2 separate regions of the Mus musculus genome follow, and region 2 is linked to region 1. A link is a loop called in an ENCODE intact Hi-C map of the cell type or tissue named here. Cell type or tissue: heart. All regions are shown on one strand.

Region 1 (8,000 bases):
CGTTTACTGTCCTGGAGCCTACGAAGCTGTTTTGTCATTTACTCCAAAGTCATCTTTACTTGCTGAAGCCATTCCTCACTTACCAGTCCGTGAGGAGATGGCTGTGATCGGAAACTACGAGTGACTTTACAAGCACAGTAGCTTGGTGTTTTGTTTGTTTCTAATAATTATGATCTCTGAACAGATAGAATTTTATAGCAAATTAGTGAAATTAATTATTCTTTTTAACACCGCAACTAATGAGGGAGATCATTAGTGACCTGCTTATCTTATAAAATTGGAAAAATACTACTACTAGTTTAGCTGATGAAAAAGATAATCTTCTAAAGGCCTAAATTTTCGGCATAAGGCCCAACATGGTATTAGTATACAGGAATGAAAAATTCACCCAGTGTTCATTTGAAGTAAAGTTTTATCTATGGGTTTTCTGTGGAAGAGACTGCTGACAAGTAAAATTGCTCTTCCTGAAGACTAAGCCCAGCCTCCTTGTGTTGCTCTCAGCAAGTGTTCTTCATGGCATCACATGGAGTCAGATGAATCCCATCTTTAATCACACATTTAATAGAGTCCTTTTCCTGTGTAAGGGGTTGGACTTTTGTGCCTTTGATATCAGCTGACCATAATGAATTGTGTTGTGTGCTATATGTATATGTATTTAAGGTGTACATTTAATAATATCAAAGAGAAGATGCCTGTTAATTTATAATGTATTTGAAGGTTGTATTGTTTTTGCATTTGTAAAAATGGGTTACTTGTTTAAACAATCTTTTATGTCTTGTCATACAAATTCCAAAGGGTCTGCATTCCTTTATCTGTAATTACAGTCTCAGAATCCAAGTTCTGAAAACAAGGTATCTATTCTGATCTGACACTGGATCTGCTTATCCCATTTAGTGTGAATATTCATTGATTTATGTGTTTGATTATTGGGATGTGCTGCCACAGGCTCTCTTGAAGGTTGATGTAGTGTGGCGTATGCACTGAATTACCTTTCTAAAATCTGAACAGTTCTCATTCTGAAACATCTAGACTTAAGGGTTTCAGATAAAAGACTGCGGTTCTCTGCCTTATGTTAAATAACTTAGAAGATGTTATTTTGTTTGAAAAAATGTGAAATGCTTTTATATTCTAGTTTTTCACTTTGCATATTAAATGATTTTAAAATTATTTTGAATCTCTACTCATTTTAATACCATAGGCTAATATGGTTTGAGAAAATGTAAAGGGTCATGTGATAGGTTAGGAGCACTAGTGACAGGATAGATTTTTTTATCCTTTGTTATTTGTGTGTGCGCACATGTGTGGAAGCCAGAGGACAACTGTGGGGATAGTCTTCAGGAATATTGCCCTACTTTTTGAGAGTATATCAGTGGCCTGGAGCTTATCAATTAAGGTAGGTTGGGTGGACTGTGAGTCACAGGGTCTTCTTGTCTTTGCCACTACAGGTGGCTTCCACCATGCCTGGCATTTTACATGCATTCTGAGGAACCAGACTCAGATCCTCCTACCTACAAATCATATACTTTACTGATCAAGTCATGTCCCCAACCGTGTACTTCCTTCTAGAATTAAATAGACTTACTGGGAAGAGTTAAGGAACTTCCTTACTGTAATGTTTTTACCTAGGACGTACTAGTACTACTCTATGTGTCTAAAAACATTAAGACTCATCATTTACACCGATTATACACTCCTCCCATCCCATTTTATTATGCTGCCATTCTCCTTGCACCTGAAGCTGAGTTGTCTTTATCTTTGGGTTTGGTTTTTAGACAAGGTCTCACTATTAACCAAGTCTAGTCCACACTTGCCATCTCTCTTTAATCTCCCAAGTCTTAGCTACGGGTGTGTAGCATACATGGCTGTCTTGTACATCTATGTACATGGCTATCTTCTGTCTTTTAAATCATCAGGTGTCAAGGTTTCTTTACAGATGGTAATTCCATCCCTGTCAGCTGAATGATAGGCAAACTCTCCGTTCATTAGCTCTAGAGTCTAGAGACTCTTAATAATAATAAAAAAAAACATTCATTGGGTGCTATTTGCTCAGAAGATATTAACCTATATGCAAAGGTCAGAAGAACTTCTGGTTTTATTTCTGTTGTTTTAAAACAGGATCTCACTGGGCAGCCTAGAACTCCCTATGTAGACCAGGCTAGCTTCAAACTTTATTAACACTCCGTCCTCTGCCTCCCTCTCAGGAGTGCGTGCACCGCCTCACGAAAGTTAAAACTGACAATTCAATAATGGAGTCTTAATGTGTAAGTTTTTTTTTTCCCAGAAATCATGCATTTGTTTTTAACTATCACAATCATTGGCACAAGGATTTGCCAGATTTGGAGGTTTATTTTGATGGAACACAAGTGATGTTAGGACCTTCTAATCTACATGATTTAGACAGGTTGATATGAAGCAGAAAATATAAGATCACCCCAAACCTACTTCTGAAAAATTAGTAAACCACTCTTATTTTTTGTTCAGTAGCAACTTTCAGAATTAAAATCATAAGTTATCAACTGTATATACTTTATTCTATAGGCAACATTACGAGGAACGAAGAATAAACTCGGAAAGCACAGATACTAGACCAAACCAAGTTTGTGCCCCCAACTCTCCCATCAAGCCCAGCATGGTACTGGGTGAGAGCTCTACTGCTAATCTCTATCTGCAGCTTCTTTTTCTCTTTCTGTTTTGTTTCTGAGACAGGCTGGCCTGAAACTCACTCTTCCTGCCTCCACTTCCCGGCTGGGATTTCAGGCATGTGCTTCCACGACCTGCTTTTTTTTGGCAGGGGAAGGGTGTTGTGATCATAAAAAGAGAAAGAGCTATAAGAATATGTTCTGGCACAATGTTGGGGAAGGGGGTGCCTCAGCGGGCCCATTGCCAAGGCATCCCCTCCCCCTGAGGGACCAGACACACACCAATATAGTATAGAATAGAGTTTATTTAGGGCACGGGGAGGGGAGTTAAGAGGGTAGTAGAGGCAGAGAATGGCAGAGAGTAGAGAAGTAGGGACAGGCCATGGCCACCTGGAGGGGGGCAGGGGAACGGGATGGGAAACAAGGAGGCAAGAGGTAAGAGAGGCAAGAGCTTAAGAGTGAGAGGAGGAGCCAAGCAGCCCCTTTTATGGGGCCACGCCTACCTGGCTGTTGCCAGGTAACTGGGGGGTGGTGGGGGAGCATATGTGGCTGCTGCCAGGAACTGTAAGAGTGGAGCTTAGACAGAATACCAACAAAGGGGACCAGAGGAGATGAAAATAGCTAAACTGTAATATTGGTCTGCAACAAACAAGGTCCCATACATTCCGTGGTAATAAAAATCAAATGCACGATACAGGTTAGTGCATGTATTGAAGGGGTGTGGCTAGATTTGCTCTTACAAAGGCCTGAATTGATTCTCTTGCCTGTCATTCTCTTTGTTACTAGCATCATACATAACCTTGTATTTGCTGTTGTATATCCGTTTCCCAGTTTCCTGTCTGTCTTCACTCTCAGCCAGTTACAGATACAATGCCCCAAAAGCACTGCTTTCTGGTATTTTCCTGCACAGGAGTTTGGTAATCCTTCCAACCTTGTTAACCTTTTCTAGTTGTCTCTGCCCTTAGTGAAATAGAATGCCCTTATTTCCCATGTGTCCCTATATCTCTAAACTCTACCCTTTCCTTTTAGTTTTTGTTTTGTAATACATGCACATGGTGTGGGTTTATTCCCTAAACCTTTTATGATTATTAATTATTGTGTGTGTTGGTGTGTGGTGTGGGGCATGGACCTTTATGTGTGGAGATCAGAGGACAACTTGTGGAGTCAGTTCTCTGCTTTTCACTTCTGTGTGAGGTCTAGGGTGAAAATGAAGTCCTCAGGAGTTCACAAACTCCTCTACCCACTGAGCTATCTCACCAGGTCCACGTGGTATAGAATGTTAAAATACAGTGAAAAAAAAAAAAGGTCGATTCCCAGCACCGATGTGGCAGTTCACAACAGCCTTTAACTCTGGTTCCACGGGATTCAATGCCCTCTTGTGACTGCTGAGGGCACCAGGCACACAGATAGTGACTGACATGCATGCAGGCCTAACAGCCATAAATGAAGTCACTGTCTTCTTGTCATACATTTTCTCTATCAGCAGAAAAATGGATCCTAGACTTTGTAAATCTGGTTCTAGCCTATCTTGCCATACAACTCCTTTCAACCTTATCGCCGTCATGAAAACTCAAGCGTTCACTACTCATTTTGGCCTACAAGACAATCCCGACCTCCACATTCAACATACATATATCATTCTGATCCTGTTTCTGGGTGGCTTTCAGAAAGCACTCTGGTGTAGCATTCTGGCACAAAATAAATATTCAGGCCAAGTCTGAATGGTTAATTCTGGTTGAATAGCTTCCTCTTCTGAACTCGAACCCCTGATTCCTTGAGACTGGTCTGGTAGTTTCCCTAGTGCAGGGTGTGTACCTGGAGAATGTGCTTGCCAGTTGGACTAGGGACGAACCACAAAAGGATGCAGGAACAACTCCTACACTGAGGGGCTGGTCCTGTGCACTAGCATGCCTCAACCAGCGTCTGTCCGAGTGACCCACCCCAGGAGACTTGGTCCTCGTCTGGGCACTTAGAATCACTACACTGTGCGCGCACCCGGGGCCAATTTTGTCCCGCCCGCGCACCGTCTCGCGAGTCGCGGGCGGGGGCTGCGTCGCCTGCGTCCCCGCGCAGCCGCAGTACCGGGCAGGTGGGCGGGGCCGGCTGTTGGCAGCAGTTGGCGGGGCCGGGTGGCGGCTGCACGTGCGGGCGGGGGCGATGCGTCACTGACCGGTGAGGCGAGGCTCGGGGGTCGCGGTCCTCCGAGTGCCTGCGATCAAGGCCGCCCTCAGTCGGGACCTAACGCTTGGGGAGTCGGGGAAGAGGTGTCACGACGTACGCCGAGCCGGGGGCACCCGCGCAGGGGGTTGGCGAGGGGAGCGCTTAGCTGAGAGAGAGAGAGAGAGAGCCCGGGGCCGGAGCGCGGGGCTTCCCGCCTCAGCCGCCCGCGACCGTACGCGGGCTCTTCCCTGGGTGGGGACTGGCCTGTCACTCAACGGACTGAGGTTCCTCTTCTCCCCATGCTCAGGAGGAACAAGGATGAATATGACTCAAGCCCGGCTTCTGGTGGCTGCAGTGGTGGGGTTGGTGGCGATCCTCCTGTACGCCTCCATCCACAAGATCGAAGAGGGACACTTGGCCGTGTACTACAGGTGAGCGCCGCCCTGTGCAGCCCGCGATGGTTCTAGAAGCACAGTGGAAGGGTCCAATGGGTCACAGCGAAGTCTGGGAAGTTGCTCTTTTCCGCGGCGTCAGGGGAGCTGCTTCCAGCCCTGCCTGGGAAGTGGTTTCATCCCAGCTGCCGGGAGTTAACCTTTGGCGGGGCACTTTTCCGTTGTCGGGGCAGTTTAGTGCCAAGTTCGTTCTGTACAGAATTGAAGACACCTTAGGGGGCACGGAAGTAGTCACTGCAACCGAGATGACTTCTCATAGTCCGCACAACTGCACAGGTGTTTAGTTTGCCGCTGTGGATTTTTTCCGGATCTCTGTCTTACATAAAGACAGTTCTCCCCAACACTAAGTTGGGTTTTTTCTTCTTCATTAAAAAATCTCCCATTGTCTGGTTATGTCCCCCAAAGTCTTCATGACCAGAGCAATGTCATATATCCCTAAAGGCCAAGAGACAAAAACCACATTTGCAGGCCACTTTTCTCACTTTTTTTTTTTCAAGTCAAGGTGAAAAAGAGTGTGGACTCAGTTGCCATCCACCTGATTTGGCATAAATCAAGTCTAACTTCCCACCAGGTCCTCGTGGTATAAGCTGGGAAGAGAAGCCAGTTTGTGGACAACTTGGGATAGTGGTTTATTCTGAAACAAGCAGATTTTTGAATATTTCCATCATGCCCCCTAAACTGGTATTTCTACTTTTAGATCAGTCCAGAATCCTAGAAAATACATACTTTTGGTGGTATGTCTTAACAGATGGAGTTCTAGCATAAGAAATACCAGCCTGGACCACATTTCCATCCAGTTTATCACTGTCCTTCTGACAGGAAAACCACGAAGAGAACATACGGAGATACCACTCCAAAAAAAATGACTAATGAACCTGCAAAGGTTCATCTTTTGAGTTATGACTTAGGACAAGGATGAATGTTGTGGGAACTTACTATTCGTTGTGTAAAGTAGGACTTTGTGTTGTATTTGTCCCAAATTTGCAGGGGGTGCTTTCACCGTTCACATACTACAGAGTTTGATAAACAAGCCCCTCTCTCAGCTGTCAACTCAACCCTTTCGCTGTCTGTCTTTCCATGCTAGGTTTTTGTTACCTTTAGACAGAAACCATCCCCCTAGGATTGGACTCATGTATTGAAAGAACCATTAGCCTCAGAAAGTTTCTTCTTCCTTGAAAGTTTGGTTTTTTCCTTTTTTAAACTTAGCGATTAAATGTATTGTTTTGATTTGTCTCTTGTTATGTGTCATTAATTGAGAGTCATTAGAATTTTTTCCATAAGTATTTATCGGCAAACTAAAGACCAGAGAGGATCTTTTGAACCCAAGAGCAGTGCTAGAGACGCAGAGGTGTGGTTGGTGGAGCTTATGAAACAGGGTGCAATATTGGCAGTGGACTTGGATGCATTTTCACACTTTTAAATGTGATGGATGTTTGAAGTAGCAGTTGTTGAGTCACTCTGTTGTGAGGGTAGTAGGTTAGTAACATGAATATGAGTGAATGTTTGTTATAGCATTTTAAGTTGAAAAGAGATCCGAACAGTTTTGTCAACTGGAACGTCTTTTTGCAGGGGAGGAGCTTTGCTAACGAGCCCCAGTGGACCAGGCTATCATATCATGTTGCCTTTCATTACAACATTCAGATCTGTGCAGGTGAGTGACTCCTAGGGATTCCAGATAGACAGGTGTGACAGGAGTTACCGCACTGGTGGGTGGAGACGGAGTTCCTTATTGCTTAAGCAAACGTTGGTATTTACTCAGATGGGAAGTGAAAGTTCATAGTACAACTGTCACAGCACAAGTCATGATGTCAAACTGCCTTGCCAAGACTGCCTTCTGGCTAATGGTATTAGCAGGTTTTCTGTTACTGAAGTCAAAACAAAAGAAGAATTGAAAACACAATTAGGAATACAAATTAGTGATACCTTGGTTTAGAACTGTTTGGTTTCTACAGAGGCAGGCTCCCAGCCTACTGCTAACATGGAGGAATACATTTCAATACACAGCTTTTCAGCCTCACATTTTTGCTTGGTAAATTAAATGCAAATTTATGAGGCACCTGAATGAATGTGGTACTTTGACAGTGTTTCAGAATGTTTGAAATACAAATCTCGTTCTTGCAAAAAGTATCATGGTCCTAGGCCGTACTTAATAAATAACTCTGACATCACAAGAATGCAGAGCAGGATTGGGTTCTCGCTGATTCTGTAACCTCAGTGGGATCATAAATGTTTGAATTCAGTTTTATTTCAAATCTGCTGCAGAGTTTTCAGGAAACAGGAGAAGTCGGTATTATTCATATTCTCATGTTAGCCTTCAGTTTTGTGCTAAGTGAGAGCAACTGTGAATAGCCAGTTCTCCTTGGTTTCTTTTCTGTCCCTTCTCAATGGCTTACGGAAGTATTGTGCCTATTAAAGTGAGGCCTGGCGAAGCTGGTGAACGTGGTGAGGCCCGGGTTCTTTTTCTAGTCACAATGATTTCCAGATTGGCTTCCCATATTTGACTCACACTTTTGAAGGTTCTTTTTTAAAACCGTATCTTATGTATAGCAATACAATTAACACTTAGTATCACTGTAATAGAATGAATTGATATATTTTTAAACAAAAGAAAAAAGAGAAATGTTTTAGGTTATAAAACCTTTTCCCTTAGAACAATTATTTTATATTACTCTTTCTAAATGTTTTGGTGTGACAGATGTGCCCAGTGACTGGTACTTTGTACCCATTTTCTGATCATCGGTTGCTGATG
Region 2 (8,000 bases), 320 kb after region 1:
GGGTTGCCACCACAGTCAAAAGCTCTGACACAGAATTGTTCCTGTCTGAAGGAACTGCAGGGACAAAAATGGAGAAGAGCATGAGAGAAAGAAGGTCCAGCGACAGGGCCAAATTGGGATCCATCTCAAGGGAAGGATCCAAGGCCTGACACTATTACTGATGCTATGGTGTGTTTATAGGCAGGAGCCTAGCATGGTATCCCTTTGAGAGACCCAACAAGCAGCTGAAAGAGTCAGATGCATATACTAGCATCCAACAAATGGACAGAAGCTGGGGACCCCTGTGGTTGAATTGGAGAAAAGCTGGAAGAAGCTGAGGAGGAGGTGGCTCCAGGGGAAGACCAGCAGTCTCAACTGACCTGGACCTCAGAGATCTCTCAGACACTGAGCCACCAACCAGGCAGCATACAACAGTTGATATGAGGCCCCCAACACATATACAGAAGAGGACTTCCTGGTCTAGCCTCAGTGAAAGAAGATGTACCTAACCCTCAAGAGATTTGAGGCCCCAGGGAGCGGGGAGGTCTAGTGGGGTAGGGGTGGGGACATACTCTTGGAGACAGGAGAGGGGGAGGGGAGGAGGGATGGGATGGGGGGGAGACTGGGAGGGGGATGAAGTCTAGACTGTAGAAAGGGATTAAAGAATAAAAAGTAAGCCGGGCAGTTATGGTACACGCCTTTAATCCTAGCACTTGGGAGGCAGAGGCAGGCAGATTTCTGAGTTCAAGGCCAGCCTGGTCTACAGAGTGAGTTCCAGGACAGCCAGGGCTATAGAGAGAAACCCTGTCTTGAAAAACCAAAATAATAATAATAATAATAATAAATTAATTTTAAAAATATTAAAGAGTTGCTGTGGACAGGGAATAAAGGCAGTATTAGGAGAAAAGAGTAGAAAGTAACATCAAGGTTTCAAAACATTCCTCATTCCTCAGAGCTTTAAAAAGCAAACCAGTTACTTTGGAGTATCTATCAAGGTAATTTTGAGATGAAGGGAATGGTGATAGGGAAGGAACTTTCAGACTACTGGGATTGTATTAAAAGGTCTCAGCAACAAGGCTCTCACAAGCCAAAGATAGGACATTATAAGCACCAATAAATAAAATAACTATGATAGATTAAAACACATATTTGACTAGACTAGGATTCCCCTAGTAGACACATCTCTTGAGTGCATCTTTGAGGGAGTTTCCAGAGAAGTTTCACTGAGAAGTAAAGATTCACATTGTATGTGGGTAGCACTATTTCATAGGCTGGAGTTCCAAACCAAAAACAGAGAGGAAGCCAACTGAGCACCAGCATCCATTTCTGTTTCCTGACTACAGACACAATGTAAGACACAGACACAGCTGTCTCACCACGCTCTGCTGCCATGCCTTCAGTGCTTCAAACTGGGAGCCAAACTAAACTCTTATGCTCAGACCCCTAAGAGATCTTTAAACTCTTTCAAACTTTTAAATTTGTGTCAAGTGCAATAAAATAATCATGTTAATGAGTTAGCAGGATTATAGACACTTGACTTGAAATGTGGCCTGCTTGGGGAATGGGGAGATTAGACAGATTAGACCATGCTGGGACTGTAAGCACGCACCACCACACCAAGCTCTTCAGTAGGTTTTCTAGTTAGTTGTTTCTGAAAGGACTGTTGCTATTGGAGAGATGACAAGGCTTTTTAAATTTTTTTAATGGAGTCTCAATAACTCACATGGAACTCATAGTGGCACTTCTGCTGTAGCCTCCCACGTGCAAAGCTTTTGAGGTCAGTTCATAGGATTCATTTTCAGACTCTCAAAAGGTTGCCAGCCATCATGTATCATCTAGTTTTCCTTACCTCCTCTTTCTGCATTCACAGCGGACTCCACCGAATCTACACACACTTCCATAAGAAATCCATTTCCTGCTCCTAAAATATATGAACAGACATTCTTGAAGGAACTAGCAATTAATACAAATCTCCCATAAATACTTCATAATTTTGCTGCCTGAATTCACATGTGCAATAGAATAATAAATTGATGCACTAAGGCCCATCTATGTGGTAAAATGTCATTCATTAAAATTGACATCTCTAGACCATGAAATAGATATACAGACACACACATAAGAAACCAAACTGAAACCATCTTTACTACACAGTAAATGGGACACTAATCTCCCTAACACAGAGACCTCATCCCCGTGTATCCCAGCTCAGACTCTCAGAGTGTTTCTCAATGCCAGGCGTTATAAAAAACGAGAATTGGATTTCAAACCCTGGTCCCACTACTTTATTCCCTGTGTGATCCCAGACAAGTTACTTACATTTTCTATAAAACAAGAGTGGGCTTCAGTTCCTACCTCAGGGTACTGAACACTGAGATAACTTACATAAAGGCTCTCATACTAAGCATTCAAACCCATTAAGATACAGGGTTTCCTCTTTATGACTCATTCCCTTCAGTCTCCATTTTTGCCAATGATTATACTATCTCAGTTGACAAAACCCTTCTAGTTTAATCTTCGAATGCTAAACTTTTCCAAGGACCATACCAAGTCACATTTCCACGTTTTTTTTTTTTCCTCCCAAAGTAGAAACTTTTATCTACTTCTTTTGAACTCCAATAACTTGAGTTTATATATTTCTCACTAAACCCCTAGTTTCACCTCTTATTTATGAGATAAACATCTGGTCGTTATAGTTGACGTGAAGTTCCTTAATAAGGTCATTATAAGGATTCTTTATAGTCACCTCTCAGAAAGCAAAGGTCGGTCCTACCATGCTAACAAGTCAAATATACAGTAAAATCTGAATTACAGATTCATATGTTGATAATAAAAAGTGTGGTGTTAGCAGCTTTGGGGTTTTCCTGCAAGTTAAATGTATAACTCATTTTTAAAAAAGATTTATTTAATTTTTATTTATATGAATACACTGCAGCTGTCTTCAGACCCACACTAGAAGAGGGCATCAGATCCCATTACTGATGGTTGTGAGCCACCATGTAGTTGCTGGGAATTGAACTCAGGTTCAATTGAAGAGCAGTCAGTGCTCTTAACCGCTGAGCCATCTCTTCAGCCCATATAACTCACTTTTAGTTATCAGTTTTAAATGTTGGAGCCTAGAAAATGGCTCAATGGGTAAAGCTACTTACTGTGCAAGTCTGACAACCTGAGCTCATTCCCTGAATGTATTTAAAGTTGGAAGGAGAGAATTAACTCGACAAAGCTGTCCTCAGACCTCCACACACTTACTATGGCACATGTACCCACCCCCACACAATAATTACCAACACACTTTTAAAGTGTTTAATTCATGCTTCATGTATTGATCTCTGCGAGAACAGTCACCACATTCTAATAGTGGTTACTCCTGGGCAATGAATTTGGAATTATTTTTACCTTTCTATATTGCTTGACTTCTTCTACCTGATATTGCTTTTATGATGAAAGATTACTTGGAGAAACAAACAAAAATCTGTCACCTCCTAATAAGTTGCAATAGTCATTGATTTAATAAAAGACTATCAGTCCCATAGATTAGGATTCAAACATTAACCAATGGTCGTAAACAACAATACAGTAACTCCACAAATCTGGTAACAGCCCCACCAGTGGGGCTGAAGATGCTGAAGGAGTATCAGGAGCTCCATACAAAAGTATGGGAATGTCTACAAACTGTTGCAACAGGAGCCTGAGCAAAAAGCAAAAAGTAGGGATCAAAAAAGACATTTGAAGCAGTAGTGCTCAAAGTTAGAGACTCCAGATGGCTTTGGGGAGTCTGTGTCTGTATTTGCCTCTTGGGAGCGGACTGCAGCTTTAGAACACTTAAACACGCTGAGACAGGTATGAGAATCCAACTACCTTCCATCAAGTGAGATATTAAAAGAGATTTGCAAAATACAGAGCATTGCCCCTTTTGCTGTTTTGTTTAGGGATATTTATCCTTCATAAAAGTTATTTGTCTTGACATATTAATAGGCATATCTCCCGCAGGAAGCAACCAGTCATCTGTTACGCAATGGCTGTGGGAACGGATCCCACTCGCCACCCTCGGTGGCAGCTCTAGGTTGTAGAGCTGTCACCACACTTTTATTATCTACCACAGAGACAGGGAGGTGGTATGGTGCCCTCTTGTGGCCCTAGGGGCGGCGGGACGCTGAGGGCACTTGCGAGACTGGCGGGGATCCAGGAGCAGCTGAGGGACTGCGTGACTGCCCGGGACTCCGGAGCACTGAGAAACTCGACCGCGGGAAAGCCTGGCAAGCCGGGACCCACCCCGGGGTCCACCGGCCGACCGCCCCCCTGCCCCGCCACCTTCCGCACCCGCCTTCCCCGACGATATCCACGCCTGTTTCCGCTCGCAAGAAGCCCCTTTCTTCATGCTTCCCGCGTTCCTCCCTCGCTCGCCTTCGGTTTCCACTGAGTCCCCGCGGCCGCGCGAGCGACGGAGGAGGCGCGTCCCCGACGCCCGTGCCCGGCAGCCTCCCAGGGAGTCGTGCGTGCACGCGCAGTGGCCAACCTAGCGCGAGGGGGCGCGCACGACGCCTGACCCGGAAGTGCTTGTTCTTTCGGGAGCGGAGAAGCGGACCGCAGCTCGCTGGGGCGCTCCGGCAGTGGCGCTGTACTGTCAGCATGCAACGGTTGCTCCTTCCGTCCCTGAGGGCCTTGACGGGGAGCCGCAATGTCGGGCTCCTGGTCCCTAGGGTGGCGTCCAGAACACAGGTACCCACTCCTGCTGGCTCGGATCACGGAAGCCGGGCTGGGATAAAAAAGGCCAGGATAAAGTAAACGGACCGCCCTGCAAGTCCGGCTCGCCTTCTCATTTCAGGACATATTTCCTTGTGTCCCGACACCTCCCTGAATGCGGATCCGGAAATATTACCCACTGCTGTGTATGACTGACCAATTTACTTAGCTTTTAAGTTTCAATTTCCTTTTCTGTAGAATGGGAGAACGACCTGTTACACAAGGTGTTTGTAAGGATTAAAATTTTAAATATACATCAAACCCTTAGCACGTGATAAAGGCTCAGTAATTTTTCTTTTCTTTTTATTTTATTTATTTATGCATTTATTTGCACATTTGGTTTTTGCTAAAAGCCACCAGGCAGTCAGGAACTCCTATGTAGCCCCATTCCACAGTGAAGGAAATTGAGACTTACTTTAAGTTGCTTGTCTAAGATACCCAGTTACTTAGAAGTAGGAAACTGAACATACTTTTTTTTTTTTTTTTTTTTTTTTGGTTTTTCGAGACAGGGTTTCTCTGTGTAGCCCTGGCTGTCCTGGAACTCACTTTGTAGACCAGGCTGGCCTTGAACTTAGAAATCCACCTGCCTCTGCCTCCCGAGTGCTGGGACTAAAGGTGTGCGCTACTACCGCCCGGCCAACATATTTTTGCTCTTAGTGTTAGACTCAAAAGAAGACATGTATTCTCTTCTCTGATAATCAGTAGTAAAAGGTGAAAGATCTTTATGGTGTGAAGAGAAACCAGAGAATTCTAGAGTTTGTTATGTTCCTGGAAAAAAAAATATGCCCACATAGTGCCTGCCCTTGAGGAGTCAGTTCATTCAATTGTTAGTTCGAGTACCAAATATGTATTAGGTCTTGCTGTGTAAGGACCCAGTACTACAAAGGGAGCAAGAGGAAGAGCTCCCAGCTTAGTGGGGCATAGGGACAGATCACCTGATACATGACTGTGTGTTAAGGCTTGTGGTAGGGAAGGTACTTTGTGCTGTGACAGTAACCTGTTGTAAGATCCAGGAAAGTCTGGGGCATAACGATGCCAGCCCCGATCTCCAGTGGGTAGTATAAATGGAAGTGTGTGGGAGGGAATAGCACATTTAGAGACTGAGAACCCAGTAAGAAAGGGCTCAGTAGTGCAGATGAGAGTCGGTGATTAACCAGAGCGGTAGCTGTGAAATGCAGCCTTACAGGGGCTTTACTCCAGTTAAATTGAGGATAAGTGTTGGTAGCAGATTCTTCAGTTACGATTTTCTGTCTTGCTCCTTAGTGTGGCAGCAGCTGTGGCAGCCAGCGTCCTCTGAGGCCAGGACAGTACAGCACCATCACTGAAGTGGCTCTGCAATCCGGAAAAGGGACAGTGTCCCTTCCTTCGAGGGCAGCCGAGCGGGCGGTGGGCCGATGGCTTCTGGTGTGCAGTGGGACAGTGGCTGGAGCAGTTATTCTGGGAGGAGTGACCAGGTGAGTCATTTACTCTTGGTGAATCAGGTTATCAGCCAAAAAGGGAGCGTTGGGCCTCATCTACTCTAGCTCGCTCCATTACAGATGGGGAAACTGGTAGCCTGCTCTGCCTTAGAACAGGTTGGCTTTTTATTAGTAGGAGTTTCATTATCAGGACCAGTTTCAGTCTTAACTGTTGCTGGGCGTTGTTTCTATATATTTTTACCTCTCCAGTGTTAAGATCATACATAAATCACAGCCGCTTCATGTATCTCTTAGGTTGTCTTAATATCTATAAACTGACTTTATGGATTTAGGCTTTCCCTTCCTCTAACATCTTTTACTTTTATGTATTTATTATAGCTCTGTTATTATTGTACAAGACCAAGTCATTTGTCCTGTGGTTACCCAAAGTAACCAGGGACTATCTGGTGATGGTTAACATATCCTTTGTCCTTTAAATGAGTAGTTGTTTATTAGATTCAGATTGGGAATGAGGGGACAGAACATTGCCTAGGTGATGCAGCATTCACTCCGGGATCTGTTGGGGACTTCAGCTGACTTGATTACTATTGCCTGAATCCATTATTCAGCTGACTTGATTACTATTGCCTGAATCCATTATTTCGTGAGAATTCCAAAATGGTAGTTTGTGTTGTCATCACCCCAGGAGATAGTCTTTATGAGAAAGGCAGGAGGAGGATACTGGTTTTCTTTGTTCACTAATTTCCAAAATAATGAGTCTGTTGCCAAGATCCTCCAAAGGTTACAAGGACAGGATTTGGATTTTAAAGTGCATAATATACTGGGGCTGGAGAGATGGGTCAGCAGTTAAGAGCACTGGCTATTCTTCCAAAGGGCCTGGGTTCAATTCCCAGCAGCCACACAACAGCTCATAACAGTCTGTAACTCCAGCTCCAGGGGATCTGGCACTGTAACGAAGACACACATGCAGGCAAAACACTAAAGCACATAAAATAAAACCAAACAGATCACTGAAGTGCATATATTTAAACGCATTAGATAGATCTTAGTACACTGTGAGGATTGTGTTGATAGTTTGCTTAAAATCTCCCAGCTTAACTGGTGGGAATCTCTTGAAAAAGGTTCCAGCATCTTTTGACAAGGTCTTTGGAAGTGTCTTTGCTTTCTGATCTGATAAGGTTTTCCAGGCTTATCTTGTATGTTTCTTGCACTGGCCTTTAGTTTAAAAAACTGGATTCCTTTGGGTGAAGATACTTTTTAGTTTGTGTGTGCACATCCATATCTGTCTGCACATATGTAGAGGTCAGAGGATGACTTCATTCCTGGGTCTGTCTCCGTCTCCCTCTCAGAACCAAGGCCTGCCATTGACCTTGAACTTGCTCAATAGACCATTGAGTTCCAAGGGTCTGTTCATCTCTACCTACCCAGAACTGGGATTACAAGTGTACGCTTTTGTGTCTGTTTTTTGTTTGTTTGGTTTGGTTTGTTTGTTTTTTTAACATAGGTTCTGAGGCTGGTGTCCAGGCAAGCCCTCTATTGGATGAGCTGTCTCTCCAGCCCCTACTTTTTTTTTTTTAACTTTTTTTTTAAAACTCTTTTTTTTTTTTTATTTTATTTTATATGTAAGTACACTGTTGCTGTCTTCAGACACACCAGGAGAGGGAGTCAGATGTCATTAAGGATGGTTGTAAGCCACCATGTGGTTGCTGGGATTTGAACTCAGAACCTTCGGAAGAGCAGTCAGTGCTCTTAACCGCTGAGCCATCTCTCTAGCCCTCAGCCCCTACTTTCTAATTTTAATGAAGTGTGTGTGTTTATCTTCATGTTCATTGAACTCCTGTTTCAAAATCCTGTGTGGAT

The links. Hi-C counts contacts between places; a loop is a spot of excess contacts. Peaks named below come from ENCODE experiments on the same cell type or tissue, not always from the same donor. Only the 100,000 strongest peaks of a DNase experiment are listed, where the experiment ranks them.
Region 2: it touches region 1 in a loop (2.2-fold over the local background); 2 of 42 quality-filtered maps call a loop at or near these places.

The regions. Positions count from the first base shown.
Region 1 is chr19:44,066,502-44,074,501 of GRCm38, reverse strand. Erlin1 (ER lipid raft associated 1) reads left to right here and starts at 4,717. Exons shown (of 12, transcript NM_001164360.1): 1 at 4,717-4,811; 2 at 5,107-5,230; 3 at 6,821-6,902. The coding sequence starts at 5,118. Chuk (conserved helix-loop-helix ubiquitous kinase) reads left to right here. Exons shown (of 21, transcript NM_007700.2): 21 at 1-1,168. In heart, no CTCF peak of the experiment used is centred here; a DNase peak (open chromatin) is centred at 4,711; H3K4me3 peaks cover 1,817 bases; H3K27ac peaks cover 1,487 bases.
Region 2 is chr19:43,749,520-43,757,519 of GRCm38, reverse strand. It overlaps Cox15 (cytochrome c oxidase assembly protein 15), which reads left to right and starts at 4,520. Exons shown (of 9, transcript NM_144874.4): 1 at 4,520-4,698; 2 at 5,986-6,176. The coding sequence starts at 4,609. It overlaps Cutc (cutC copper transporter), which reads right to left and starts at 4,497. Exons shown (of 9, transcript NM_001113562.1): 1 at 4,300-4,497; 2 at 1,829-1,900. The coding sequence starts at 4,357. In heart, a CTCF peak has its summit at 4,106 (motif pointing left); a DNase peak (open chromatin) is centred at 4,509; H3K4me3 peaks cover 1,856 bases; H3K27ac peaks cover 1,640 bases.